7 separate regions of the Homo sapiens genome follow, and regions 1, 3, 4, 5, 6 and 7 are each linked to region 2. Evidence: chromatin loops called from intact Hi-C (ENCODE). Cell type or tissue: PC-3. All regions are shown on one strand.

Region 1 (4,000 bases), 1.6 Mb after region 2:
GAGAAGCCCCCAGAACCCAACAGCCAGGGATGCCTGGCAGAAGGAAACTCAGCCAATGCCAGAGACACTGCCCAAAGAGAAGAGGGAATGTTCTAGCCTCTTCCCTCTTCCTAAGCTTTGAACTCACACAAGTGCCTCCCTTTAGCTGAATCCGTTGACATAGGATCCTGAGAAATGCAGCCTGCAGGAGTCAGTTTCTCTGTGATGCAGACTAAAACCGGAAGAGTAAGGAGAGGTAAGCAGTCCCAGTACTGGCTCAGCTACATATTTCATTTAATGTAAACCACACATGAACATTTGCCTGAGCTTTCGGTTATGACATAAGTCTAACCAAAGATTAAAAACAAAAAGAAGAGCATGTTAAATCCAGCTCCCTCCCAAAAGTCGTATTATTAATTTTAATGCTCAGTTGTGACAAACTTGTTAGCATACCCTTGCAATCAAATGGATATAAAGTATCAATTACATTAAGTATGTGTGAAAACAATATTGATAAAACTGTTTTAATTATGTACGACAACAGAACTAATATCCTACCATTGAAATTTAATTTTAATATTCCATACCTGTTCTTTTTATTTTAATAATCCACATTTTTTTAAGTTGGGATCCAACACTGTCATAGTAGATATCACTTTAGTAAATTCTAAGTTTTTTCTATAACATACTATTACCTTTAATCACTGTAGCAACATAATTTATTAAATAATGTTTCTCTTTACTCAAACTGGCTAAAAGGGCCTTACATGAAATCCTCAAGAAGAACAATATGGAAGCCATCTGCAGTAGACCATGCAATAGACCAAGAACTTTATTAATAATAGACCATAAGCTAGAATAAAATAATTAAAATATAGCAATTGGAAAAAAATGTTATGGGCAACAAACTGAAAACCATTTTATTTTAAAATACCCTAGGTGTGGATATTGTATTTAAAAATACCCTCGCTGAGAAATAGCAACCAGAGTTATCTTGCATATACCAATAAAAGATGAAGGTGGCTTTCATATTATGATTTTGTTCTTAAGAAAATTGTTAGGCAATTTATGGATAGAGCCACAAGCCATCACAAGTAACAAATGGATTTAATTATTATGAGAGTAAGTCGACTGTTTCATTGCATTCATGGACTTAAATCATATGTTATTTCCAAAAGAGATTCAACATGGATTAAAACAAAAGTGCAATATAATAAAACTAAGCTATTAACCCAGAATTAAAGGTACAGTAATAATTAAAGTTTAAAAAGTAAGTCATGAAACTCTTGCTAAAAAAAAAAAAAAAAAAAAAAATTATGCCTGAGCATCCTAGAAGCAGAAACAGGGAAAGTGTTGGGTTTTGCAGCACTCGGGGTCAAATTAAAGGGAATGTATGTGCCCTCAATGAAAAGGGCGGTGAAGTTTCAATCACATTTTCAGCCTTAGTCAGGTTGAACAGTGACAGCATCACACTGAACTCTGACAGAAAAAAAAAATTGGCTTGATCTCTTGATCTCAGTCATGCTAAAGGCAAAAAATTCCAGGGACATTGATATGATTCCTTAGAGATTCAGTGATATTTGTCTGAGTGGTAACCATCCTAATCTTATAAAATTCCCACTTTAATTCATTGTCTATGTCTTCAGTAAAATGTATGATTGTATGCATAATTTTTTTTTCAAAATTATGTTACTGATTCCAGGAGAGCAAAATGATTATTTTTGGATATTGAGAGAACTGTCATGACAAAGATTTTGGTAAAAATCAAGCTGTGAATGAGTAGAAACAACTTAATAATTCAAGAACTTAAAATGAATAATTTTGCATTGGAAAACAGATTTGGAAATCCCAATCATTTTGGCACAAAGTTTAATTTTGGTGTAATGAGCTTGTTTATAGGCATAACATGGAAGTAGATCACTATTGCCATCTCCTGGCAAGCAAACCACATGACCACAGTTTAAATCTTTTTGGAGAGCCACATATTGTGAGAAAGCAAGATTACCCCATAAATAGGCAATAAAGTATAGGATATTTATTGTAAGACCATCATTGGATTTTTATTCTTTATTTCTATAAGACCTTTACAAAAACCCATTAGAGTTGATAAATAGTAACGTTTGTTTTATGAGCTCTTTATATTGAACAGGAATTCTGCTTGATATGACTCTTTAAATGCATATGATGGATCTACCTGCGATTGAAACAAATATTAGAAATGCTTCAAAAAGAAAACTTAGAAAGTGTTTGCAATGCATTGGTAGAAAGCAGCCAGCATTGTCCCTACCACTGCATACAGCCCAGAAAGTGACAGGTAGCTTTCTACCACATAATAAAGCTGAAGGGATGGCTAACAGCTTGAACAGCATTAATTCATCTTTCTGCTGTGGGGGCTTTCACCAGAGATTAATCATACACTCCCTCCAACTTGCCTTCTCATCTTGCTGTGTTTCTGTTTAATTTCTCTTTCTTACTATGTTCTCCTTTGCAATCTATTGCTGCTGTTGCATTGAACCCCCTTCCCTCTCCTCCTCACATCTGGACATCAGATCGTCAGCTGCCTCCAAGCCTGGTTCATGCACTCCCTGCCTGAGACGTCAGCTGAGCCATTTATGAACTAGATGTCACTCAAGTCTGCAAGCTGTGCTCCAGGGTATCATCCTGTCTTAGAGACTCCAAGTTCTTGCAGCTGCTGAGTAAAAAAGGAGAATGAGATGTGGCTTCAAGCTATTACCCTCCAGATCAGAATGCCACGTTCCATATAGTTCTGAGGCTTGACATGTCATCTTATCAAACTAATCATTTCGTCAAGGATGAGCATAATAGCGAACTTCCACAAGATGGGTTGAAAACACCAAGACAATTGACATAAAAAAAAAATCTTCTGAAGTCATTCTTTGGAGGAAGAAAGAAAATGCATTGTTTTTGTTGTTGTTTTACTTATCACATTGATCATAAATTCTTCCTAATCTAAATTCCATTCCCCACCAACCCACCAACTAGCTCAAGGTCACATTTAGCTTACACTAAGGTGAAACAGGAACGAACATTTGAGAAAAAAACCTGGACTTTAGCTTTGATGTATAAAATCACTCCAGTTCAGTGTCTTCGTGGTCCTCTGTTGAAGTTTCATATTGCCTGCCTGTTGCATCCCTAGTTAAGGCAATTTCCTGAAGAGCCAACCTTGGGAAAACAATAGAAGAAAATCATCTTCTATACCTGGAGTTAGAAAACTGATGAAGCCAAAGTACAGAGGGCAGATCAAAGGGAATGACTCCTATAAAATATGCCCAATTTCTGAATTACAAATGACCACTCAGGGAACCTTCCCCTTATAGAGAGAAATTCAGATAAATCAATAAAAAGAAAATCCTCACAGAAATAAGAAAAAGATTTTGAAAGGAGGAAGAGAGGTCAAAATAATTAAAGGTTATAGCAATAATCTTTCAAAGCAATAATAGCATTAAAGTTCGCATATATGGCGCTTACTATGTGCTAACCATGCCTGTCGTCATTTCACATGTATAAATTCATTCAATTCTCACAACAATCCTATTATCTCCATGTTAAGACATAAGGAAACAGAGCACAAAGAGACTTGGAAACACACATGGTAGATTCACGATTCCAACCCACGTGGTCTGACTCTTAACCACTGAATTAGTCAGGGTTCTCCAGAGACACAGAACCAATAGGATATATAAATAGATGAGAGGGAATTTGCTAGGGAAGTTGGCTCATTACAGAAGATGAGGCGTCCCAGGCAATCTGCAAGCTGGAGATCCTGGGATGCTGGTAGCATGGTTCAGTCCAAGTTTGAAAGCCTCAGAACCAAGGATGCTGATGATATAATTCTCAGCCCGAGGTTGAAGGCCTGGGAACCTAGGGAGCCATTAGTGTGAGTCGTGGAGTCCAAAGGCCAGAAAGCCTGGGGTTCTGATGTCCAAAGGCAGGAGAAATGTGGCCCAGATGCAAGAAAGAGAGAGAAACAAGTAATTGCCTTCCCTCTGCCTTTTTCGCC
Region 2 (4,000 bases):
TAATCTTTTCTCTACATAGCCTGCTTAAGAATCCCCGTATCTTTTTTTATCTCTGTATATTTCCTAAAAATCTTTCTTGAAATACTGTGTAAAATGCTACTATAAAGCATTTTTAATTTAAAAGATTAATTTCAAAAGTCATGTAATAAATTCTATTGAAGAAAAACAGTAAGGTAAAAGGCTCATTTAGCATAATGAGAATCATTTATTTCTATGTGTCTTATGGACAAATGGTATTATGTACAAGATTATAACATATTCCTTATTTGTCTCTAATATTTTTCATTGGAAAGTATATGGGAAGCCTCTAGTTTGTTCCAATTGTGCATATGATAATGATTTTACATTAAATGTTTATTACTGTTTGGCAACCACCTAAATAGCCTATTCTAGGCTGTGTGGGTGCATCACCTGTCTGTATTCAGCGATCAAAATAAACTAAGGAGTAACCAGGCCTCTTTCCATTTCACTCATTATCCCTCTTTGTGTTAGGATCATGGGTAATATTTTTTTAATTGAATCCCAGATTGTGTATACATTTTGTTGTTGTTTCTTTCTTTTTCTCTGGTGCTTTTTATGTATATTATGTTTCTGGTAATACATATGTTTCACTGTGTAAGGATAGCCTTCCCTTTCCCCTATCCATATATATGTATAAAACTACAATTATTTTCAGAATTATTAATCAGAAAACCATGCACAAAATTCAACACAAGTGATATAGTAAATAATTTGAATGGTGTGCTTTAAGTTCAAGAACAGTGTGCCTAATCTTTAAGCCTTTTGTAGTTGGGTAAAACTTGTGAAATCAGTTATATACTAGGGAGTTTTTGTTTGTATACTCTGAAAACTTTTCAATAAAATATTTATTCTCTTCTGATCTTATTCATGTTTAAATGTATCCTTGGTAGGTCTGTAAATATTTCAGATCTATCTTCTTGGAGTATTGAAGTGCTTCCCTACCAGTTATATTTGCATCAAGATTCTTAAGAGCACCTATTAATCAAGTGAGGGTTAAAAAGAACCGATGGTAGTTCAGTTGTTGGTTTCGTTTCTGGATTTCTTTACATTATAAAGGCAATGGAATGCCTTAACATTTTTCTGTTGTCTGTGATACCCTGTCCAAAATCTGAAATTGAGTTTCAAAATGACCAAAGTGAATGAAAAGTTATTTTCTAGTGTTCAATTTCACCTTTGACTTAATGACATTTATAAAAAATTCTGAGGTTCTTTCAAATAATACTCATTGTCAGCTCCACTTACAAACGGATGTTCTTTAGTGGAAATAACTATGTTAAAATAATATGTTTTGTATATTAAACATGTGGATGACTTACGTGTTTTGACTATGAGGATAATATATTATGTAGATTATCATTGGAACTCCATCAAGTGCTTTGAATAATGATTTTCTAAGGCCATGTATCTAGATTTTCTAGATTCACTGAATGATCTCTAGTTACAATTTGAAAGGCTAGCCATAGATATTATCAATGATTATTCATCACAGTGCTTTTTCTGTACATCTCTGACCCAATTATACTCTCAGGGGGTTAGTTGCATGTGCCCTGGTTAGTGGAGCCCATATGCCATTAACATTTAGTGTTTCTGGTAGTATTGAGAACCCATTTTTTTTTTTTCCTGAATAAAAGTGAAGTTATTCCAAGGTTATCTTGAGCTGTGTGAACAGATTTTAATTAGCTTTTCAAACATAAAAAGGAATCTCCTCTTTTAGTCCCAATGACAAGGTAACCCCAGCGGAGAATTGTGTAAAGCTATCATACATGAAGGTTCATAATGTCCTCAGGATTCATAAAATAAATTATCTAGGTAAGGAGAGAATGCTAGAATTTTTTTCTAAACGTTGCAAATATGAATAAAATTGTACAAATAATATGGCATAAGGAATAGGGGTAAGTGCTTTCTAAGCATTGTTATTTGTGAAGGGAAGGATCATTTTTCTTGCATAATGCCTGCAAACTCACCTGCACCACTGAGTGGCACTCTATCACTCCATCAGTCTGTAACAGGAGTAGAGGGAGGGACATGGCTGGGAGATGGGAGGGTGACAGCTCCCTTCCTGGAAGGGAACTACCTGGAATATGCCTTAGGCTAAAGTTTCTTCAGAGGCCATCCTTGAACGTATAAGGGCTTCTTACCTCTTCTCTGCCTCGAAGGATGTCCATTTCCTACTTCTCCCAGGATTCTTATTAACAGAGTAGGTCCTAGTCAGAATTGGAAAATGGGGAAAGAATCTATCAGCATCCAGCTATGTGCTTCACCTGCTGAGCTCCTGCTACCTCAGGAATCCAGTTTCCATGAGCTTTTAACATGTTCTTTCTCTCCTTTTCATCTTTAGTCGAAATATATTCAAGGGCACCTTCCTCTTTGTAAATAATATGATATACTAATTGGCCCTTGAGATAATTGAATAAAAAGTATTTCTGAGTTTAATGCTGGGACAATCTTGTGAGAGGAGGAATCTTTAAGTTACGCCTCCCTGGGCTGTTTAATACACTTGGCACTCGTGCTGCCTACCAGCTGCCTGGATGTTTTGAGCGTTTCTAATAATAGCTCTCCTTCTACTTCAGTTCTTCTTAGTTCTCTAGCTCTAGGAAATCCCTACTCTGAAGGCTACAAAACAGTAGAACTCTGGGGGAAGATGTTCCAAGTACAGAGGAGTTGGCTGGATCCTGAGGAATGCAGAGCTAGCTCTAGATAGCAACCAGCAGGAGATAACTCTTCAACCCACTGAAGGAGAATTTTGCCATCACAGTTAGGAAAAAATAATCTTCAGAAAATTAACATTTTCAAGCTAGAAGATAGTCTCAAGTCCAATGTTTTTACTTTGTAGAGTAACAGAGATCCTATGAAGCTAGGAAAATTGTTTTTGGTTTCACAGAAGCCATTGCCAGAGGCCACGTCTCTAACCTGCTGCTCAAAACTGCGTTTGCTGCAGTTTTACGGAAGAATTTGGTGCATTATTTTCTAGAGTAATTTACTTTCCTATTTCTAATGGAGAAAGCAGTCTTAGTAATGTTTTCCATATTGACGTCTTTTAGTTTCTATATTTATGGTCTTGAAAGCATTGTCGAGTATTCAGTGAGCTTATTATGGAACCTGTCCATCCAGGCTTGGGTTTTCTCTTTACTAAACAAAAGTTACATTAGCTTGTAAGACATTTAGTTAATTTTCATTACAGCTAGGAGAAGTTGGCTTGTAAGTTCATAGGCACATGTATGGAATGTTTCTTCATAATAGAGTCATTGTTTAGAAATGGCACTAATTCTATTTAAAATAAGTAAAAGAAAAAAAAAACAACTCTAGGCAGGAGGAGCCTTAGTGTCTATGCTTCCAAGTTGCAGCCTGAGGGTAGTAGTACTTTGTACTCCAACCTGTTATACTGGTTTGGTGTGCATGCTTACTTTCTGTGGTGGGAAAAATATCTCTGTATTCATCATCAGAAACCATGACTGTGAGTGCCTTGAAATCTTTGTGATGCCACAAAGAGGACTAACCAGTATGTGACTCTTCCTTCCCAGCCTACAGAACTTTAATAGCATTTTCAATTAACAGAAGTGCAAGGAGCTCCTGTTGGACCTGTGTTCCATGAGGAAGGCTTTCACTAGCCCTTCATGATAGGTTCAAACACTTGAAGACCTGAGGAATTTCAGAGTTGACATTTAGATATTGAGGTAACAGGACATCTTGGAGTTGAAATTTCCAGAATCTTTGCTGGAAAGTCTCATAATCTCAAAACAAAATCAAGCAAATTTGGAGCAAAGAAAGTTGCTGAAAATGTCAAGGCATGAAATCCAAGGTGAGTCTGACCTAAATGAGTGAGTTAGGCAAAGGTGCATGTGAAGATGGACTGGGTACATTTTCCAGGTACAAGAGAGGGTCTTTGCAGCAGGCAAAAGAGATTAGGAAAACAAAATCTGAAGTAAAGCCTAAGAAATAGTTAATGAAATCAACTAACTGAGCTTATGAGCTAATTTTT
Region 3 (4,000 bases), 110 kb after region 2:
TTACCCAGGCTAGAGTGCAGTGGTGGGATGTCGGCTTACTGCAACCTCTGCCTCCTGGTTTCAAGCAATTCTCCTGTCTCAGCTTCCCGGGTAGCTGCAATTACAGGCACATGCCACGACGCCCAGCTAATTTTTGTATTTTTAGTAGAGATGGATTTTCACCATATTGGTCAGGCTGGTCTTGAACTCCTGACCTCAGGTGATCCACCTGCCTCGGCCTCCCAAAGTGCTGGGATTACAGGCATGAGCCACCGCGTCCAGCCGTGTTTTCTTTCACCTACATAACATACTAAATTTGAGTGGTGTCAGCCTCTTTATCCTGCCCATGAACACCCTACCTCATTGGTCACAGTCACCGCCCCTCCATATTTTCTTACTCACAGAAACTTTTCATTGATTGAACTGTCTAGCCCCATAGGCCTTAAGTTTGTGATGCCTAATCTAGAGACCAGTTCAGTATTATAAGTTAATCAGTTTTATGAGGGAAATAGAATCTAAGGTTCAAGATTTATTGTCTTTCAGTTTGTTAAACCTACCATTATTTTTTCTTGTGCTAAAGAATGTATTAGTTTGCTAATGCTGCCATAACAAAAACCATTGACTGGGTGGCTTAAGCAACATAAATTTGTTTTCTCACAGTTCTGAAGGCTAAAAGTCCAAAATCTAAGTATCAGTAGGTTTTGTTTCTCCTGAGTCCCTTCCTCGGCTTACAGATGACCACCTTCTCTCTGCGCTCTCTAGTCTTTTCTCTACACCTGCATCCTTGATATCTCTTTCTTTTATTATAGAGACATTAGTCAACTGTATTAGGGCTCACCCTTATGATCTTATTTATCCTTAATTACCTCTTTAAAAGCTGTATCCCCAAATACAATGCTATTTTAAAGTACTGAGTGTTAGGACTGCAACATGTAAATTTCGATGGGGACCTAGTTCAATCTATAACAAAGGGTTTTGGTTGAATAAATAATCCCACTTAGGCCTGGGGCAGTGTCTCACACCTGTTATCCCAACACTTTGGGAGGCCGAGGTGGGCGGGTCACCTGAGGTCAGGAGTTCGAGACCAGACTCAACATGGAGAAACCCTGTCTCTACTAAAAAAAAATACAAAATTAGCCAGGCGTGGTGATGCATGCCCATAATCCCAGCTAGTCGGGAGGCTGAGGGAGGAGAGTTGCTTGAACCTGGGAGGCGGAGGTTGTGGTGAGCTGAGATCGTGCCATTGCACTCCAGCTTGGGCAACAAGAGTGAAACTCTGTCTCAAAAAAAAAAAAAAAAAATCCCACTTAATTTAAACTGGTTGTGACTGCTCCTTTGCTAGAAGGCATATAGCACTGTTTTTAACCTCCATTATGGCACTGTTTTGTAGTTTGGTAATTTACACACTGGCTTTATCTTCATTATAAAGGTATAAGTATCTTTAGGGCAAAAATTATAGCTCAGTGTCCTTTATGGCATACGTTTTTAAAGAAGTAATTATTTGATAACACAAAACCAAAACATTTTCAATTTTAAAACACTCACTGGTTCATTCTGCTTGTATTTCAACATGAAAGAAGAATGAGTGAAACAATTATTTTTGTTTTAGAAGAAAGAATTTTGGTTAAATTAAGATGTTGCGATAAACACTATATGGTTTAGTCAGTCTTATTAAAATTGAGGTTAATCTCAGATTCCAATGAGTTGCATGTGTTTATATCCATTTTATTTTTATGTGGTTATTTTATATAAGATAATATTATAGCTCTAATTGATATTTGTTATTAAGATATCTAGATGTTGAAAGTTTATTTCATTGTATTTATAGGAACAAATGTTATTAAGTTAACACAAAGTCATGCCTTGTTTAACAACAGAGATATTTTCCGAGAAATGCATTGTTAGGCAGTTCCGTCATTGTGCAAACATCATAGAGTGTACTTTCCGAAACCTAGATGGCATAGCCTACTACATACCTAAGGTATGCGGTATAGCCTGTTCCTCCTGTGGTACAGACCTGTACAGCATGTTATGGCACTGAATACTGTAGACAATTTTAATATAATGGTAACTATTTATGTATCTAGACATAGAAAAGTTACAGTAAAAATAGGATATTACAATTTTATGGGACCGCCATCAAATATGTGGTCCATTGAAACATCATCATGTGGCATATGATTGTATATCTCTTTTGCCAAGTTGAAAAACTTGTTTCAGGTTTAATTTTGCACTGCACAAACCAAAATAGAAATGATATAACCTGTATCTATGTAAATTGGACCACCCAGTGGATTTTTCTACAGTGACACATTAAAAATAGTATTGAAACTTTGTAAGTATTAACATACATTTGATTTTTGTCACTGATCCAACTTTGCTGAAGCATTGCTTTAAGAGCATAGCAATAACTATTGAATTTCATGTCAATCAAGTGTATACATTTTCATTACTGGTATTTTGCAGGGTTATTTATAAAATAACTTTCCCACAGCTGAAGGTGTCAGTGTTTTAAAACTGTCCGGTTAAACTCGCAGCACTTGAAGGATAAACACCCTTTAGTGGTGTGCTGTAAGGAAAACTCTATGACTTTTAGAGTGAGACTTATACAATTTTCTTTTAATTGTTTTAATTTGCTCATTTGTCCAATAAATTTTTTGAAATTTATCAAGGCATCCCAGGTACAAGCAATGCTTCTTATTTGCTGTGGAACTTAGGTAAGTCACCGAACATTTAATGGGCCTTGGTTTTACCTATTAAGTAGACATGTTAATACTTTTCATGTCAACTAAGGATATTAAATGAGATAGTGTTGTGAAAGCTCTTAAAACAGGGACAGGCACATAGTAGGAATTCCACCAATGATTATTTTTCCTTCCATTCTGGCTCCTAGAATGTATGCTACTACATGGTGATTGTTTGGAATTTAAATTATAGTAACAGAAAAGTTGGAAGATGCTTGAAAATGGAGCTGATATAATCAGGAGATATAATTGTTCAATTGTATAACATTTATTTAATTTTACTCACAGGCTTTCCTCGGTCATTGCAGCTATTGATAGGGTGGGTGGTGGGAGACAGAGAGAAAGAGAAAGAGGGAGAGAGAGGCAAAATATTGGAAGTATATTGGCATTATTTTTCTTGTGATTTTTATGATGTGGTTATATGTCTAATCAGGTTTCAGGGATGATAGTTTTTTGCTTTTTTTAAAGACAATTCAATTTTCAAAAAAGACTATTTTTGAAATTTTGCTAATTTGGGGAATTACAGAAACTTTTCTTTACAGTCAATTTGTTTTTAATGAATTAATTGCCCTTTAAAGTAAAATTATTTGCCAGTTTCTTTCAGAGCTGATGCACTAGCATCAGGTTGCCATCTGTCTTTACTTAATATAGGAATTATGCCATAGTACAGAGCTAGGGAAACAGACTGTGCACCAGCATATTGGATCCTGTTCCCACTGTCTTCCCTGAGTGACTTAACAACTCTGTAAAGCTGACTTGACATCTTTCTGCTTCTGTCATTCCCTTGGCTATATTAGATTAATAATGATTCTTGACTATGATAGTAATTATGTTATTAGGAGAACTAATAACTTCCATTAAGTGTTCATTGGGAAGAAGTCCTAAAAGACATCCATAATAGCTACACTACTTCCAGTCATATTACAAATAAGACAGAATTGTCATGGCAGGCAGAATTCTAAAGTGGTTCCCAAGATTTCCATCTCCTGGTGTGCATACCTTGTATAGGTTGATGCAAAAATAATTTTTTTCCATTATTTTTAATGACAAAAACCACAATTACTTTTGCACCAACCTAAAATAATAACCCCGCCGCCCCCCCACCTACCTTGAGTGTGGGCAGAACTTGTGAATTTGGTGGGATAGTTATGCCTTTTATTAAATTATTGTGTATAACAAATGGTGATGGGCTAGTTGCTGTGATTGTATTATATTACCTGGAAAGAGTCTTTCCTTCTGTCCTGGAAGAACACGTTCAACCATGTTATGAGTTGACT
Region 4 (4,000 bases), 94 kb after region 2:
TTTAACAGAAAAACTTCCAGGTACATTTTAATGCCACCGTTCCTTGGAGTCTATTTAGATACGACTTTGGCATGTTCTACCTGGGGATTTGACCCCATTAGTGATGGCCCTATTTGCAATATTCCTTCTGGCACATCCACTGAAGGGGATCAAGCCCACTGCCCTAATCAGGCAACTTGAATACTGACAAAACAAATCAATAAGCTCACTGGAGAATTTTACTGAGCCTGGCATCAAATGTTTGGGGTATTTTAATTTCTAAAAAAATTCCACCCCTTTTACATTTAAACCATCTGAGAAATGTTATGCAGATGTAACTTGAATGCAACTGTTTGTAGCTCCATTAAAGGTTAAATTTGCATAAAAATTAAGTTATTAAATGAAAACTGTACTGCATTGAGGGTGCATTATACTGTGATTGACAAAACTCAATTTTGTAGACTGACAGTGAGACTTAGATACATTTAGATAATACAGGGAAATAAACCTCAGGATATCCTATGAAAAAGAATAAAATAGTTGAGGAGGTAGAGCCATTTGGATGCTAACACTTTGGCCAAAGTTAGATAAAAGAGTATATTGTATGTGTTTACAGTGAGACATATTTGCTGGTATTTTTGTTCTTTTGGTGCAATGGGATATAATTTGGTATACTCAGTAAACAATCTTCTGAATGGAATTTAAGGACCATTAAAATGCAGATCCAACAACACGATAGAGAATGTTAAATAATGTGAACATGGAGAGTAGCCTAGTCAAATGGGAATGGGAACATTCGATGACCTGAGAGGTTTGCTGTTATTCTTCTGTCAGGGGAACCTATGCTGGCTAAAAGACCTTGTAAGAGAAGTTCATAAAACATTCATACATGTAATTAAAGCTTCTCTAACTTAAGAGCTAGGGCATGCATCTTCTGGATAATTCACTTAATTTGCAGTTTTAATTGTGGTTAGTGTAGATTTCTGAAATTTCTACATCCGTTAACAACAATATATTATTTTTTAAAGTCTCCTTATAAAAATGCTTCATGAATCTAAAATGTAATTCAGAGTAAAATTCATTACCTTTAGGAAACGTAATTGAAAACATTTTCTCTTACTCCAAGAAAGATTGAAATGGCTATCCAAGTAATGAAAATGGTACAATGAAAAATTACGGCCTCCACAGGCCATCAGTTACGGCATCGTCTTCTACTTATACATAAACTTTTCTTGAAATACAACTACAAATATAATTCACGACGCATTTTCAAAGTTGGCAAGTGTACCATATCAGGAGATTCTACCAATTTCCATAGTTATTTTAAAAACAATTTCTTTCACATTCAGTGCAAAATAAAATAAGTTCAGAGAAGTTTCACAGACTGATTTTCTGGGGTTCCTCAGGGCATCTCAGTGTTTTAAAACAACAAATACCTGTTTGGATATTCTCTTCAAGTTTTTCCTTAAATTTTGGAAAGCAGTGAAAGGTTTTAGGATCTAAGAAGAATTTACTTAATGATCAGCTAATAAGGATCAGGAATTTACTTAAAGATTATCACAAATGATGATACCTCTCAAATAGAGACACTGGCAGAACAATGCTTGTCTGGTGACTCATACATATCTTTGCTAGAGGGAGTGGTATGTAGACAAAGGATTAAATAGTATTAAAGTTAACTAAAGACAAATAGAGATATCAGAGCCTGAGGCTACTGGCTTCTGCAGCAGATTGCCCCCATAGGTAATAGTTCATTTGTTTTGTACAGTGTTTTTATAACTTTAGTGAAGATTAGAATCACCTGCAGGACTTTTTAAAAGACAGATGATCAGGCTCTACCAACAGAGTGTCTGATTTATTAGGCCTCGCTGGGGTGGGGCCCCTGAATTTGGATTGCTCAGAAGTTTTCCCAGATGACACTAGTGATACTGTTTAAGAAACCACACTTTGAAAACTTGTGATTTGTTCCAGTTATTCCGGGTGTTGGTGCCAATCTTATTGGATTGGTTTAAATACTCTCTTTTGTAATTTCACTTAAGTCAATCAGTTTCTTGGAGATTATTGCCCAGTGATGATATTCACAAAATATGATATGGAAAACAAAAACACTAGGTTGTTAATTTCTAAACCCTGCTGGGATCACTTTCTTCAAACCTCTTAGCAGTTTAAAGGGAGTCACATGAAGTCAGTTGCAGAAGATCACAACTGGATAGACAGCACTCAACAGCCAGGAAATAACTAGGATAAATTTGCAGATCTCATTTTCTTTCCACGATTAGAAGTAATTTTGTCATGGTAATCTTGTAGTCTCTTATGGACTCACTAAAGTAAGCATAATAGGTGATGTTGACAATTTGGTTTTTATTTGGCAGAATGATGTCTAAAAAAGATAAAGGAATATTGTCATTGGATGAAACAAATATTTATCTATGAGAGGCAGAGTCCTGTAGACTTTCTAGGTTCTGCTTCTTTCATCGTTGGACATGGGCAATTTATTTAGCCCCTATGGGCCTCACTTTTATCTCCTATAAAATAATAAAAATAAAAGTACATATATTATATAGGGTTTAGTGAGATAAAGTTAAAAACTCCTGTAAATCACATAACAAATTGCCTGCCACATATAAGTACTCAATTAATATTAGCCATTAGGCTTTATGTATAATCCATAGATAAATGGACTAGCTGACTCTATCTCTTGGAGGATCTAAAAACACTTCTTTGGGCCTGCCAGTTCTGGAGAAGGGTGGAATGGGGAGACACAGTGAAGTTAGATCAAGATGATGGAGTGGAGGTCCTTTTGCACTGGAGATTGTAACAAGAATGTGGGATGAGAGGAGCGTCAGCAGGCATAGGTGCATAACAGAAGTAGTTTCTAATGAGGATTACAAAGGAGAAACAGAACAGTATTTTGCAGAAAGTCTCTATAACTGAAGGAAATGATGAAAGAGAACTTAAACCTTTTTTTCCTTGACACAAGCCATTCTCCTCCTTTTCAGGGATGTAGCTTTCTCTATCAGTACTCACCGCTTTTACTTTCCTTCTGTCTGTAGCTTCAGTCACTCTGCTGTGGGTCTCCCTGTTCTGTTATGGTACATACAAGCTACAAGGGATGCTTATTTTTTTTGTTCCCTGATAGAGTCAGTTTAGGCCCCAGAACTGATAACAAAAGGCGACAAGCATCTTTTCCTCATTCTAAGCATCTGGGCATACTAACAGGGCTCTAAAGCAATCCCGAGACTTCCTTGATAGCCAGGAGAGAACTGCATCTGCCTTTCCTCATTCTTTTTCTCACCTCCCTACTGCAAGAAGGGGAGACAGCACAATGAGTCAGAAGGAAGAAAGGAGAATAGGAGTAAAACAACAAATCAAGCCCCTCTTCCTCACTGCAGGCTAGTTAGCCTAGGCCAGGCCTGAACTACAGAAAGGTGACAAGCTTGTTATCATTTGTGAGATATGAGATACCTGTTTTGATTTTGATTAGATTGGATTTTGAGTAGTATTTTTGTTATTAATACTTAAAAAGAGCTGGTTATACAATTCCAAAGCAACCTAAGCTGTGGGGGTATATCCCGGATAGCTTCTAGAGGCTGAGAAGGAAGACCCAATAGAAAAAGTTTTAAACTGTGGTAGGAGAATTTTTTTTTTTTTGTAGTTGTTGATTTCATTCCAAGAAACATTCCATTGACCAGTGTAATATTTGCCTCTTTGATTTATTTTTAGGCTTGGAATAGAATCTTTAAATGAATAGCATATTAACTCTCAGAGATGACAGATTCATAGTTCATTCTACTGGCTGTTTTCAAGAGAATAAGATAGTTCAATGAATTGAATAAAGAAGCTTTGAGGCTCAGTGTGTCTAAATTAGATCAGAGGGGAAGGATGAGCTAAACAGGAAGACCAGGATTCCATTTTTGTCTAATTAATTCCTGCCTCAACTTGCAAACTCTGCATCATCCTTGGCAAACTCATTTTTCCCCATTGCCAATGTAGTTTGTTAATGTAGTTTCCTTTCTCTGGG
Region 5 (4,000 bases), 94 kb before region 2:
TGCACCAAACTCTATGAGTAATTGACTGTTGCCGGCTTGAGTGATACACACAAAACCCTTGGAAACAGCAACCTTATTTTCACTGCTAGGTCTACCTAAGGACCATTTCAGATAAACACCCCTCAATAGTTTTAAAGATTTGGCATTTTGTTCACAATTTTCTAGATGATTAATGTGTTTCATTGGGAGCTCTAAAGGAAAGAGACTTCTGCTTTCTCTGGGGAATGCCTCTTTATACCACCTTTCCCTTTCTTATCCTATTTGGATGTCATTATTCAATGTTTGCATTCACTTCTGATATCATGTTACCTTATTGGGCTGGTTTTGTCTTCCAGAAATCAGTCACTGTACTTCCTTTGATGGGGCTGTTGACCCACGAGGCATGGAATTTTGAAGTGACCATTTTGAAGTAGTCATTTTAATGTGTCCTGACAGCTACTGGCATTTTTGATCTTCACCTTATCTCTCACTGGATCTTTGAGGGTCAATGCTTTCTTCAGTGTATCGCTCAGGCTCTTGCGAGGTGTGAGTCAGAAATGAAATACAGGTATGGGATGGGTGAAGGTGTCTGCTGTGCACATTATGTGTCAAGAAGCAAAGCTATAAACTTAATAGTTTCTTTTTCAGGCAACATCAAAGGGCACCTTCTTCAAAAGAGCCTTAACAAATGCCTGTACCATGTAGGCTACTACTATGACATCTGTTTTTGTTGTTATTTCTTTCTACTATTATCTTTATTTAAACACTAATTGCTTCTCTATTATAGAATTGGAATCTTTTTATCTGTTGTAGATTTAGAGTTCTACCTTTGCCTTATTTATTTAACAAATATTTATTGAGTAACTACCTTGGAGCAGGCATTATTCTAGGTAGTTGGCACATATCAGGGAACATAACCAGCAAAATTTCTTGCCCTTTGAGAGCTTACATTCTAGTAGGGGTTAGATATACAATAATATATTGAGGACTAAGCAGGCTGAAATTTCTTTACTATCTGCGGATCTTGGGCAGAGCCTGCATGGACAGCTGTGCATTTTGTGCCCTACACAATTCCTGGGTGTGCCATTCACCTATTGTCCATGTGAATGGCACTGCCTAGAATTGTGTCATGGACAACCTGTGCAGCCCTGGGTGGTAGCCCTGGTGTTGCACCAGGTTTAGGCAGAGGTAACAGCCTTTGGTTCAGTCTCATATGGCCTCCTGAGAGTGAATAGGCCTGAGTTTTCTGAGGGATTTGGTTGAAAGATTGGTGAAAATTAGCACAACTGAGCACTTCAGTGGTTACAACTAATATAATTAACAGTTGATTGCAATGAAGCACAGAGTCGATTTAATAATAAATGATATCAGAGCAGATTAGACCTTTCAAATCTTCCTATATCCTGTTAGGAAACATAATCAAGTTTGTTGCATGGTTAAGTTTTCTGTCTAGTGTGAGATTCTTTTATTAATAGTTACCCTTACCAGACTTTTACCAGGAAACACATCACTCTAAACTTAATTACAAAACTGCCTTTATCAGGTGATATCACCTGGATCTAACATTCATGTTCCGAGGAGAATTTCTTATTGCCCATTAAATATCATCATGCTGTAGCACTCAAACGTTATATGGTGTCTACTAGATAGGCTCTTGCCAGTCACTGTCCACTGATGTTATGACGCTCACAGGAAGCTATTCACTAGCTTACCCACGCCAGAAGGATTGACCTAAGTAATGGGGCCATGGCTTACCACATTTACGTACAAGAGACAGTGCCTGATATTGGGACATGTTCATGTAAATGAACTTTCTCTTGGAGCTTTTATTTTCTGGTTCTATTTTCTCAATTCTCCAAAAATAGATTATCAGGAATATCTAAACTCAGAACAACTGCTTATCCTTTTTTATATGTTTATATGTTTGTTTTCCTGTGAAGTTCCTCATAGAGAGTTGAATGAATGAGCAAAGAATGCAAAGAGAGTTGTTCCATTGAATGCGAAGTACAAGAGGTTATGTCAATGTTCAAAACTGAGAGGTTTGTGGTTACAATCTAAGCCAGCAAATAGAGTAGCTGAAAATTTAACAGAAATACGTAAGTGAAGAGGCCTATTAGAAACTGTTACCTCAATTCGAATATGTGACATTTTGATGTAGGTTAAATAAACGTACTAGGAGAAGCAAGTCACCCAAGCAAGTTGGTGGAGGTGGGGAAAAGAGGTTTTGGAGAACATAGAAACCCTTTCTGGCAAGTTATAACTTATTTACTTTAGTGTTAGTAATTTCGTTTTGCTTTCTTTGAGTTGGAGGATGATAAATTGTTTTGGAGAGGAAGTGTTTTTACTGGCAGTCAATTCAGTGAGTAAATCATATCATGAATTCTTTTATACTTAAGTAAAATTGGATAATATATAATAATATCTTTAGCTGGGAGGCAGTACAACTTAGTGGTTAAGAACATAACCTTTTGAGTGAGATAGAGCTGGGTTTGTGCTTTAACTCTGCTAGTTATTTTTGATTACCTTTGGCATTAACTCTGAGCCTAGTCTTTTCATTTATAAAGTAGAAATTTTAGTCCATAATGTAGGTATGTTCTGTGGATGAAGTCAAGTAATATAAGGCACCAACTCCAGTGCTTGACTCAAATGACATGCTAAGTTGTTGCAATTACAACTATTTACTTATTTGGAGATACATTTAGTAGTTTTAAAAAATAATCCCTTTTTATCAAGGAACAAATTAGGCAGATTATACCTTTTTGTCTATGACATGAGCAGATTATAAAATATGGTTAAAAGTTTGAATAAATTTGCTAATCAAAAAGGACTGGTTTTTCTTGGTGAAAAGAGTTTTTAAATAGTTCTTTTAATTATTGCCTTATGCCAATACCAGAAAATCATACATTTGATTGAAGTTTTGTACTTTATTGTCATATAATTGAACTTTTAGAAGTGCTTGCTTGTATCTCTATTTTGATTTTTAATTTTGCCACTGATTTTTTAAGTCCTTTGTATTCACAATTTAATGCTATTATACATTTAATAAGTTAATATAGTATGCCTTTAATTTCATTAACTTATCGCTATGGGTTGCTTTTCTTTTTTTCTTTTTAAAATTTCAGGTTGAATGGTTAACATTGATTTATTTTAATATTTATTTTAAAATAGAAGCAGTTAAATATATAAAATAACATCTAACTTTGGTTCCTTGAATAAGCACTGGAAGATAATTTTTTAAATGTTCCATTTTCGCTAGTCTATATTATTTCCTTTGATGCCTTATTTTGTGGTTCCTATGGTTTTATTGTTATTGTCTCTGATATTTGTTATTCAATATTCAAATGCATTTTAAACTTGTAGTTATATTATGCTGCTTACAGAAAATGCAGCCTAAAACCTTGTTGTTCAGGTATAGTTTTTTTTCTGTTTTTCTTTTTTCACCTGCGTGGTATGATAAAGGTTAAATCTTAGTCATGTTTTAGCATATTTGTGAAAGAATTTCCTGCCTGTGTTGTTTGAGTGAGGTGAGGAATTCAGTTACACATGTAAACTACTTTTTATAAAATATGTATTTAAGTAATTATTAGCATACCTAGTAATCTTTTTTCCTTACTATTACAAATATTTTAAAGGGAGAAAGCGTCTGGATTTATTAAGGACAATAGCTGGAGTATTAGAACATTCTAAATTATTTTTATTTTTATTTTATTATACCTTTCATTTTTATATTTTATATGATTTGCCCTCTATCATAAAAATACAATGAAAAAGGCACAGAAAATACAATTTGGAAATTTCTATATTCTGTTTTCTCCAGTAACATATTTTTTTTCTTCTAAAGGGCCTTCATGTCACACTTTTGAAAACAATTAAAAGTTTTTTTCTCTTTTCTTATATATTCTTTAATTTTATTTATTTCTTTAAAAACATTATTTTAAAAATAGCTACAATGTTTATACCAGATCTAAACCCTGTTGCCTGTTTTCTTACTATAGATGTTAAAAATCTTTTGGGTTTTCAA
Region 6 (4,000 bases), 290 kb after region 2:
CAGCACCATTTATTAAATCGGGAGTCCTTTCCCCATTGCTTATTTTATTGACTCTGTCAAAGATCAGATGACCATAAGTGTACAGTTTTATTTATGGGTTCTGTATTTGGTTCCATTGGTCTATGTGTCTCTTTTTGTACCAGTACCATTCTGTTTTGTTTGCTGTAACCTTAGAGAATAGTTTGAAGTCAGGTAACGTGATACATCTGGCTTTTAGTTTGTTTGTTTTTACTTAGGATTGCTTTGACTATTCAGGCTCTTTTTTGGTTCCATATGAATGTTAGAAAATGTTTTTCTAATTCTGTGAAAAATAATATTTCTAGTTTCATAGGAATAACATTGAATCTATAGATTGCTTTGGGCAGTATGAGCATTTTAATGATATTGATTTTTCCTATGCATGAGCCCACAGTGTTTTTCCTTTTTTGTGTGTGTCATCTGTGATTTCTTTCAGCAGTGTTTTGTAGTTCTCATTGCAGACATATTTCACCTCCTTGGTTAGATAGTTTTATTTTATCATTGTGCCTATTATAAATTGGATAAACAAACCTGTTTTAAAATGTTCAGTTAAGCATAGATATTTTACATTTAAATTGTCAAAATATGTTTGTGATTGTCAACTTTTAATTTACTAAAATAAGAAAAATGAAACTATGATCAATTCATTATTTCATAAACTGAGGCCTATTTTAACATCAAAAAGGAAAGACAGTCTCAAATTTTAGGAATTGCACCTAATCGTATTAAACAGTTTATTAAAACTCACATCTCCTAATCAAGATGTTGATGTGAAGACATCAAATACCACATTGTGTAACTAACCTACCACAGTCTAGCTAAAACATTAGCTATGTCTTTTTCTAAGAAATAATATTTTCTTCTTATTTATACAAAACCCTTTGGTTAGTTGCCATGACAGCAGGATGTCATATATTTGAGGATAATTCATGACACACTTTTGGTTTATAATTATTTTCCTACTTTTAGTAGTGATATTAAATTTTAGAGTTTTTGTTCCTTCCACTTAAAACATAGTTATAAAAATGTCTATCAGTAGCACCAAAGTGGTGGCTTGAACCTGAACAGATTCAATTCATCATTAGAGAAAACCATTTCCTCTTTACAGAACCGGATTAGTGCGGTATGGTATTTAAAATCTTGGACTCTAGAAAGCCACCTGCTTCTGCTGAGGTATTCAGACAAAGACTCTTGGAAGCGGGCCAGGTTTGTGCAATGCTCAAACCCATTGCTTACGTGTTTGACAGTAACATCTGGTAGCAACAGGTGCTGAATTCTAGAGAGCCATAATTATTTTGAGAGAAGGAGAAGTTGTCTTACACAGTTATTATCATGCTACTACCTCAGGTATTAGAAAGAGGCAATCATTTTATACTTCCCTGGCAGCATATGTTTTCTCAATTTTGCAGATGAAATTTCTAGATCATATACATCGTGAGATTAAGAATCTTTCTATGTTTTATAACAATAGGTTTCAAAAGAGCATCAAGAATCAGATGCAAATGTTTTGTTGCCTCAGTTTTTCTGTTTAAAAGCCATTGAGGTAGGTGCCAAAAAATTCATGGCTAGCCTATTACAAATAAAATTTGATAGCAGTACCTCTCTTGGTTTCACACTCTATCCTGGAGCCAGTCATAAATAAGACTGTCAGATTTTGTACCATTAAATTTTTTTTCTTAGCTTTGTTTATCTCAGCTGTTAAGAATTCCCCTTTTCCATTTTTTTCTGTCTCAGACAGATTATTATTAAAAAAGATATGACAGGTGCCAGTGCATCTATATGTTGTTTGTCTTTTGGAGCAATATCTTATATGGTGAGTGCACCCACAAAAATAGTTGTTTGATCACGTTTACCTCCAGAAACCAGAAACTGACATTTATACCTTGGTAGCATAGCCAGTTCGAATAGCCTGCCTTAATTTGCATTCATTTGTCATAACTAATGGGAACAAGTAATGGTCATTTTTAAGGGATATAAAGATTATCAGGGTAGGCATTTTCAGGTACAAATTTTACCTCCCTTCTGCTGCTCACTCTGAAATTCTGAATACAAAGCTACCATTCATTGATTTATACATTCTTTGTTTCATCAAACATTAATGATAGCCTACAATATAAAAGGTATTCTGGGAGGTGTCAAATACGCAGTAGTGAATGAAATAGGCATAATGCCTGCCCTCCTGTAGTTTATGGATTAGTCATAGGACTTATGAATTCAAATGCCTTCAGGGCCATGCAGGTAAAGATGATGAGTAAGGCTGTGAATATAAGCCTATAATTAGTGCTGGGGGTTGTAGCTGAAGGAGAGTGATTGTTCTACTGGATGGAATTGAAATTCAAAATTTGTTTAAACAATGAATCATACTTACCAAAATAAAAAGACACACCTGTAGTCTGAGCACTTTATTTGGCTGGCACTCCACCCATGAGACTGAGCTTCTGGTCTTGAATCAGAGAAGAGATGTCCCAGAGACTGTGAGATCTGTGTCTGCATTTACAACCTTGTTTTCTCACTTACCGCATATCATGTGATCAACAACTGGGCAGGCAGGCACCTTGGGGAAGTCAGCTATGGAAGCCAGGATGAGTTGTCAAGTTCTTATTCACAGAGCAACCACATGTAACTGGCTGAATAGACGGCCTACCTTAGGCACTCGTGGTCTGTTGGTTACACTGAACTGCTGTCTGCTCAGATTACATTCAGCAGTTCTGGCTGATATACTGGTTTGCTTTATTGGTAGTGACTTTTATCCAATTAACATCTGATTTATTATCGTATAAACTGGGAATTGTCTTTTAATTCATAGCAAATAGTTTAATTGTTTTCTAAAGGGTGAACTGTCATGAGCTTACTTTAATGTGAATGTAGGTCAGACTCTCTGTGGGCCAGGAGTCTCCAAACTCTTCAGCTGAGCATCATAGCAAAATGAAACAAACAAACAAACAACAACAACCAAAAAACCCAATAATGATTTGACTACCCATCATACATACATACACGCACATGCATACATACTACTCGACTTTATGGAAATTTAAAAACCTATGTAAAAAATAGAACTTTTTAAATGAATGAAATATCATCAAAGGCTATGGATTAAATAATAGTAACAATAAAAAGAATAAATCATAGCAACAACAAAAAATTGTAAATGCTAACATTTATTTGAGTGCCTATTACCTTCTAGATACATCATCAGTGAAGGGAACATAGTAATTACCAAATGTATTTTATAACTTATTCTATCATAAAATAAAACTGTTAATGTCTACTATAGTAATGCCATTCTTTTTTGCTATTTAACAGATTAAAAGTAATGTCTTCTTTGTAGTTTGTGTTTATTTTTAATAGCTGTTATCAACTGGGTAATGCCTAAGTAGTCTTCTTGTATAAGTTGGATCGTCATTGATTAATGGTTTATAAGTAGGGTTATATTGTAGGATGTTATCGACAGTAATACCAAAACTTTGAGAAGAAAATTTGGCACAATAATGTAATAAAGAGATCATAATATAATAAAGAGATCTAGTTTTCTGTAAGAAAAATAGCAACATTCCGTTGTGTTTCTGAGATCATAGATCTAGTTATTTGCCCTTGTCCCTAATAGGCCATCCCATGGTAAATCAACCTAATACAAACTTGTTTTATAGTATGAACATCAAAATATTGTGAATAAAAAGTTAGACAACTTTTGATTGTTTCCTTCTGCTATGGTCCATGAAAAATTAGGACTATGATACTTATACTAATGGTGCTTATACTATTATTTATACTTTTTTATGTATGTGGGTACATAATTCCTAGGGAAGATTAAAGAGAACTGGCACACCAAAAATATTATACAGAAGTGAAACAAGGATCTGGTAGTGGTGGGGAAATATAATATGGATATTTAACAATTGCTACATTATGTAGAATTCTAATGTATTGTCTAGGAGCAGTGGCTCATGCCAGTAATCCCAGCACTTTGGGATGTCGAGGC
Region 7 (4,000 bases), 740 kb before region 2:
ATAGCCGGCACCCATTTAATCTATTCTGCCTATAGGTGCCATATTAATCTTCCTGTGAAACTGTAGTGGTCATGCTTTAAAGCTCAAGAATCTGCAGTTATTTCTAAGGCTTCCTTCACTAATCAACACATCTGTTCAGCTTTTAGAACCTCTTATTAATATATCCTATGTACTTCAACTGCCTGCTCCTCCAGATACGTTGATGCATTTCAAGTCTTGTATATCATCATAAACCATTGTGCTGTGGTCTGAATTGTGTTCTCTCAAATATGTATGTTGAAGCCCTAACCTCCAGTGTGACTCTATCTAGAGGTAGGGTCTTTAGGAGATAATTAAGATTAAATGGGGTCATAAGGGCGGGGCCTTACTCTAGTAGGATGGTGGCCTTTTAAGAAGGGGAAGAAAGAGAGATCCCTTTCTGTGAGAATGTTCCCATCTACAAGCCAGAAAGAGAGACCTCAGAAGGAACCAAATGTCCGGCATTTTAATCTTAAACTTCCCAGCCTCTAGAACTGTGTGAAAATAATTTTTGTTGTTTAAGCTACCCAGTCTATGGTGTTTGCTATGACAGCTCAAGCTGACTACTATACATTGTCACTGGTATCATTGTTACTGCTCTGTTAATAGCTACCATTTATTGAACATAAATCCACTGAATATTCCTCCATTCAAAGATATTTCTTGAGCACCTGTTTTGTACAAGCCTGATACTAATTTATGGGAATACATTGGCACTGATAAATAAAATCACCATAGTCCCTGTTCTATGGGAGAGATTAAAATGAAACAAATATATTATAGATTATGTATATACACATATATGTGTATATATATAAGTATATATACATATGTACTTACTTATATACATATACTTATATATATACGTATATATACGTATACACATATATACGTATATATACGTATACATATATACGTATATATACGTATACACATATACGTATATATATAAGTACATACTTATATATATGTATATGTGTATATACATATATAAGTATACACTTATAGTATATACTTATATATTTATACGTATATGTGTATATACATATATTACACACGTATATAAAATATGTATGTATATTATGAATGAGCTAAATGCTGGGATGAAGAAACACAGAATTTTATGGGAGCATGTAACAAAAGGACCAAATTTAGCACGGAGGTTCCTGGAATCTTTTCTGAGAAAGTTTAAGCTAACACTTGAAATTTGACTGTGAATTGACCAGGCAACATTAGAAGGGCCAGCAGATTGAAAGAGCCTGACTCAGGTGCAGGCTTGGGACACTTGAAGAATGTAAAAAATGCTAGTCTAGCTGCAGAATATTGAGAGTGCATGGAGAATGGCATGAGATGGAGTTGGAGGAATATTCAAGTGCCAGATTATAAGGTAGCATTTTAGGCAAAGGTTGAGGTTTTTTATTTGTATTCTAAGAGCAATGAAAAGCCATTCTAAGAGCAATGAAAAGGCTTAAAGTTTAGATATGATCTTAATAGATTTTCAGATTTGAAAAGACTTTTTGATGACTCTGTGTAGGATGATCTAGGTGAAGAAAAAGAAAGTAAGACTCATTTAATATTTTAGCCTATAGGCCATATTGGCTTACACTAGGTTGCAGCAGGGGAAGATAAAAAGTTGAGGTTTGATTTAAAATATATTTAAGAGGAAGTCATAAAAAGATTTCATGATTGACTGTATATGAGCACAAGGAGGTGAAGATTATCAAAAATGATCCCTAGATGTGTGGGCTGAACAACTAGCCAGATGGTGGTGCTGTTTACAAAGCTAGAGGGAAGTAAAGGAGAAGGAGTTTAGGTGGGGGAGCTGTGTGATACAGGGAGTTCAGGTGTGGACATACTCTTCTTAGGATACTGGTAAGATGGTCAAATGGAGATACTGAATAGGCTGCTGCATATTCCAGTTCGGAACTCAAAGAGAGGTCAAAGTCTGAAATATTGCCTAGTGAGTTGGCAGAATATACATGCACATGTCATGGTTGTACATGAGATTGTATACAGAGAAAGTATACGGTGATAAAAGAAGCAGATAAAACTTGGCACTGAGTCCCAAAAGAAACCAAGAGTATTCAAGAGATAGGAAGAAAACTTTTAAGATTGTAGCATCCCAGGCCACAAGGAGTGAGGAATATTTCCAGAGAGTAGTCGTCGGTCACTTTGTCAGAAACTACTATGCGGTTAAGTCATAAAAAGAAGAAAATAGCTGTTAACTTTAACAACACAGAGCTTCTACTTTAGGGCAGACATCATGCAAGACCTTTTACATCTAACTTTTAGTCTCACAGTGCAATAAGTAATATTGTCATGTTGCAGATGAAGAAATGAGCATCTGAGTGCAAGGTCACACATTGAGAAGGAGTGGAGGCAAATCTGTGTTCACCCGGGCATGATGCTGGAAAGAAGAAGCCTTATACTCTGTCACTGCCACTAGAGCCTTCACCTTTCCCTTTCTTGAACTGGATTTGCTGTATTGTCACTGTTTCTTTGTTTGTTTGTTTGTTTGGGCTTTAAAATCAAGGCCACAGAACTAGTTTCTGTTTATTTTCTTATTGCTTTATGTGTGGTAGCCCTGTCTCTCCCATTAGATTTATGAGTTCACTGAGGGCAAGCACCAGACCATAGTGTAGAGGAAAGAAAATATACTTTGCAACCTGACAGACCTGGGTCATAGTTTAAAAATTATAATGTCCATGAAGTGTCTAGAGGAGTGACAGGTACAGATGATCCAAGTGTTGAATGGATGTGACTTTTATTATTTCTGTATATTCCTTCCAACCAAGTGCACTGCAGAGAGTAAGATTAAATATTTATGTAACTTAATTGTTAGGATACCATGTGTGGTAATAAATTCTTCCTCAGTTAATTGTTCCCATCATTATTGTTAATATAGTTTAGGAGTCAATTCACTCTCCATATCAAAACTTGCCTTAACCTGGGACTGAGAAGAGAATATAAAATAAGATACTGTGCCTTTCCTTAAACCTGTGCAAATGCCATATTGGAAAACTAGACCCTTGAAAATCACCAACTACTGGAGGACAACTTCTGTGATTTTTCTAAGCTGCCTTTTCCATGTACCTAATCTAGCACCAGATACATGGTATTTACACAATACTTACTAAAAATAAATAAATAAATTTGTTGTTAATGAAGAGGAGATTTCTTGGCTCCCAAAGACATTAGAAGCTTTTTTTCTGAACTACAAAATGTCATGTGCTAGCATGGCATGCTAACTTCTTAACTATTGCTCTAAACTCTATTGGTAAGATAGATAGTTAGATACAGTTTATACACTTGCACAGTAGGGTATATCTCACCATTTTTTCCAAAAATGTCATGGGGATAATATGATTTTATAGGTTATGTTTGACACCAAAAGAAGCTAAAAATGTTTCCTAGACTGAAGCTGAGGCTTAATAAATATTTTTACCATCATGACTCATCAAGCTTAATATCTTGGAATACTGTGTGAGAAATCTTATCTAAACAGTTTAATCATGCCCAAGTGTGTGGTAGTTTGATAAGATCAAGTAATGTAGATATTTAGAAACTTCTAAATTATCTGTATTCCTCTCCTTTCAACCTTTACTAGTAGAGTGGAACCATGTGATCCAAGGGTGTGGTTATTTTCTATTATTTAAGCATTGTAAGGACATAATATTTTAAAGCCACTTGATTCTATGTTATCCTGTTGTTATTTTCTGGCAGATTTTTTACTCGTAATAGCTAATTCTTTTGACATAGTAACAATAGCCCCTGCATTTTTTGCATCAGGTGTAGGGCTCTGAAATAGTAATACTCCCTCCTTCTTCCCATATTCCTGCCAAACTCGTCTCTTCAACATTCTTAAATGTGTCGGTCATACTACCTTCACCTGAAATGTCACCCTCCCCATGCATCCTGCTGTAGAAACTCCTCTCCTGTCAAGGTTCAGTTCCAATACTAACCCTTCAAAAAAGGTACACGT

What was found. Hi-C counts contacts between places; a loop is a spot of excess contacts. Peaks named below come from ENCODE experiments on the same cell type or tissue, not always from the same donor. Only the 100,000 strongest peaks of a DNase experiment are listed, where the experiment ranks them.
Region 1: it touches region 2 in a loop (2.8-fold over the local background); 5 of 110 quality-filtered maps call a loop at or near these places.
Region 3: a loop joins it to region 2, with 6 times the contacts of the local background. A loop is called at or near these places in 3 of 110 quality-filtered maps.
Region 4: a loop joins it to region 2, with 2.7 times the contacts of the local background. A loop is called at or near these places in 6 of 110 quality-filtered maps.
Region 5: it touches region 2 in a loop (2.1-fold over the local background); 3 of 110 quality-filtered maps call a loop at or near these places.
Region 6: it touches region 2 in a loop (7-fold over the local background); 4 of 110 quality-filtered maps call a loop at or near these places.
Region 7: it touches region 2 in a loop (2.7-fold over the local background); 3 of 110 quality-filtered maps call a loop at or near these places.

What each region holds. Positions count from the first base shown.
Region 1 is chr3:176,428,550-176,432,549 of GRCh38, forward strand. No RefSeq gene overlaps it. Among named protein-coding and RNA genes, the nearest start is that of MIR7977, 85 kb to the right of the region's middle. In PC-3, a CTCF peak has its summit at 1,910 (motif pointing left); a DNase peak (open chromatin) is centred at 1,922.
Region 2 is chr3:174,860,271-174,864,270 of GRCh38, forward strand. All of the region lies in intron 1 of NAALADL2 (N-acetylated alpha-linked acidic dipeptidase like 2), which reads left to right. Among named protein-coding and RNA genes, the nearest start is that of NAALADL2, 2.9 kb to the left of the region's middle. In PC-3, a CTCF peak has its summit at 1,999; DNase peaks (open chromatin) are centred at 2,041 and 3,441; H3K4me3 peaks cover 684 bases; H3K27ac peaks cover 1,708 bases.
Region 3 is chr3:174,971,735-174,975,734 of GRCh38, forward strand. The region is part of intron 1 of NAALADL2 (N-acetylated alpha-linked acidic dipeptidase like 2); the gene reads left to right. Among named protein-coding and RNA genes, the nearest start is that of NAALADL2, 110 kb to the left of the region's middle. In PC-3, no CTCF peak of the experiment used is centred here; a DNase peak (open chromatin) is centred at 1,957; H3K27ac peaks cover 1,211 bases.
Region 4 is chr3:174,953,985-174,957,984 of GRCh38, forward strand. All of the region lies in intron 1 of NAALADL2 (N-acetylated alpha-linked acidic dipeptidase like 2), which reads left to right. Among named protein-coding and RNA genes, the nearest start is that of NAALADL2, 97 kb to the left of the region's middle. In PC-3, no CTCF peak of the experiment used is centred here; a DNase peak (open chromatin) is centred at 1,747; H3K4me3 peaks cover 564 bases; H3K27ac peaks cover 1,642 bases.
Region 5 is chr3:174,765,902-174,769,901 of GRCh38, forward strand. It overlaps a transcript of NAALADL2 not described here. Among named protein-coding and RNA genes, the nearest start is that of NAALADL2, 91 kb to the right of the region's middle. In PC-3, no CTCF peak of the experiment used is centred here; a DNase peak (open chromatin) is centred at 2,240; H3K4me3 peaks cover 449 bases; H3K27ac peaks cover 1,433 bases.
Region 6 is chr3:175,148,677-175,152,676 of GRCh38, forward strand. The region is part of intron 2 of NAALADL2 (N-acetylated alpha-linked acidic dipeptidase like 2); the gene reads left to right. Among named protein-coding and RNA genes, the nearest start is that of NAALADL2-AS3, 35 kb to the left of the region's middle. In PC-3, no CTCF peak of the experiment used is centred here; DNase peaks (open chromatin) are centred at 1,215 and 2,425; H3K4me3 peaks cover 517 bases; H3K27ac peaks cover 2,661 bases.
Region 7 is chr3:174,123,675-174,127,674 of GRCh38, forward strand. All of the region lies in intron 4 of NLGN1 (neuroligin 1), which reads left to right. Among named protein-coding and RNA genes, the nearest start is that of NLGN1-AS1, 200 kb to the left of the region's middle. In PC-3, CTCF peaks have their summits at 1,791 (motif pointing right) and 1,992; DNase peaks (open chromatin) are centred at 1,797 and 3,907.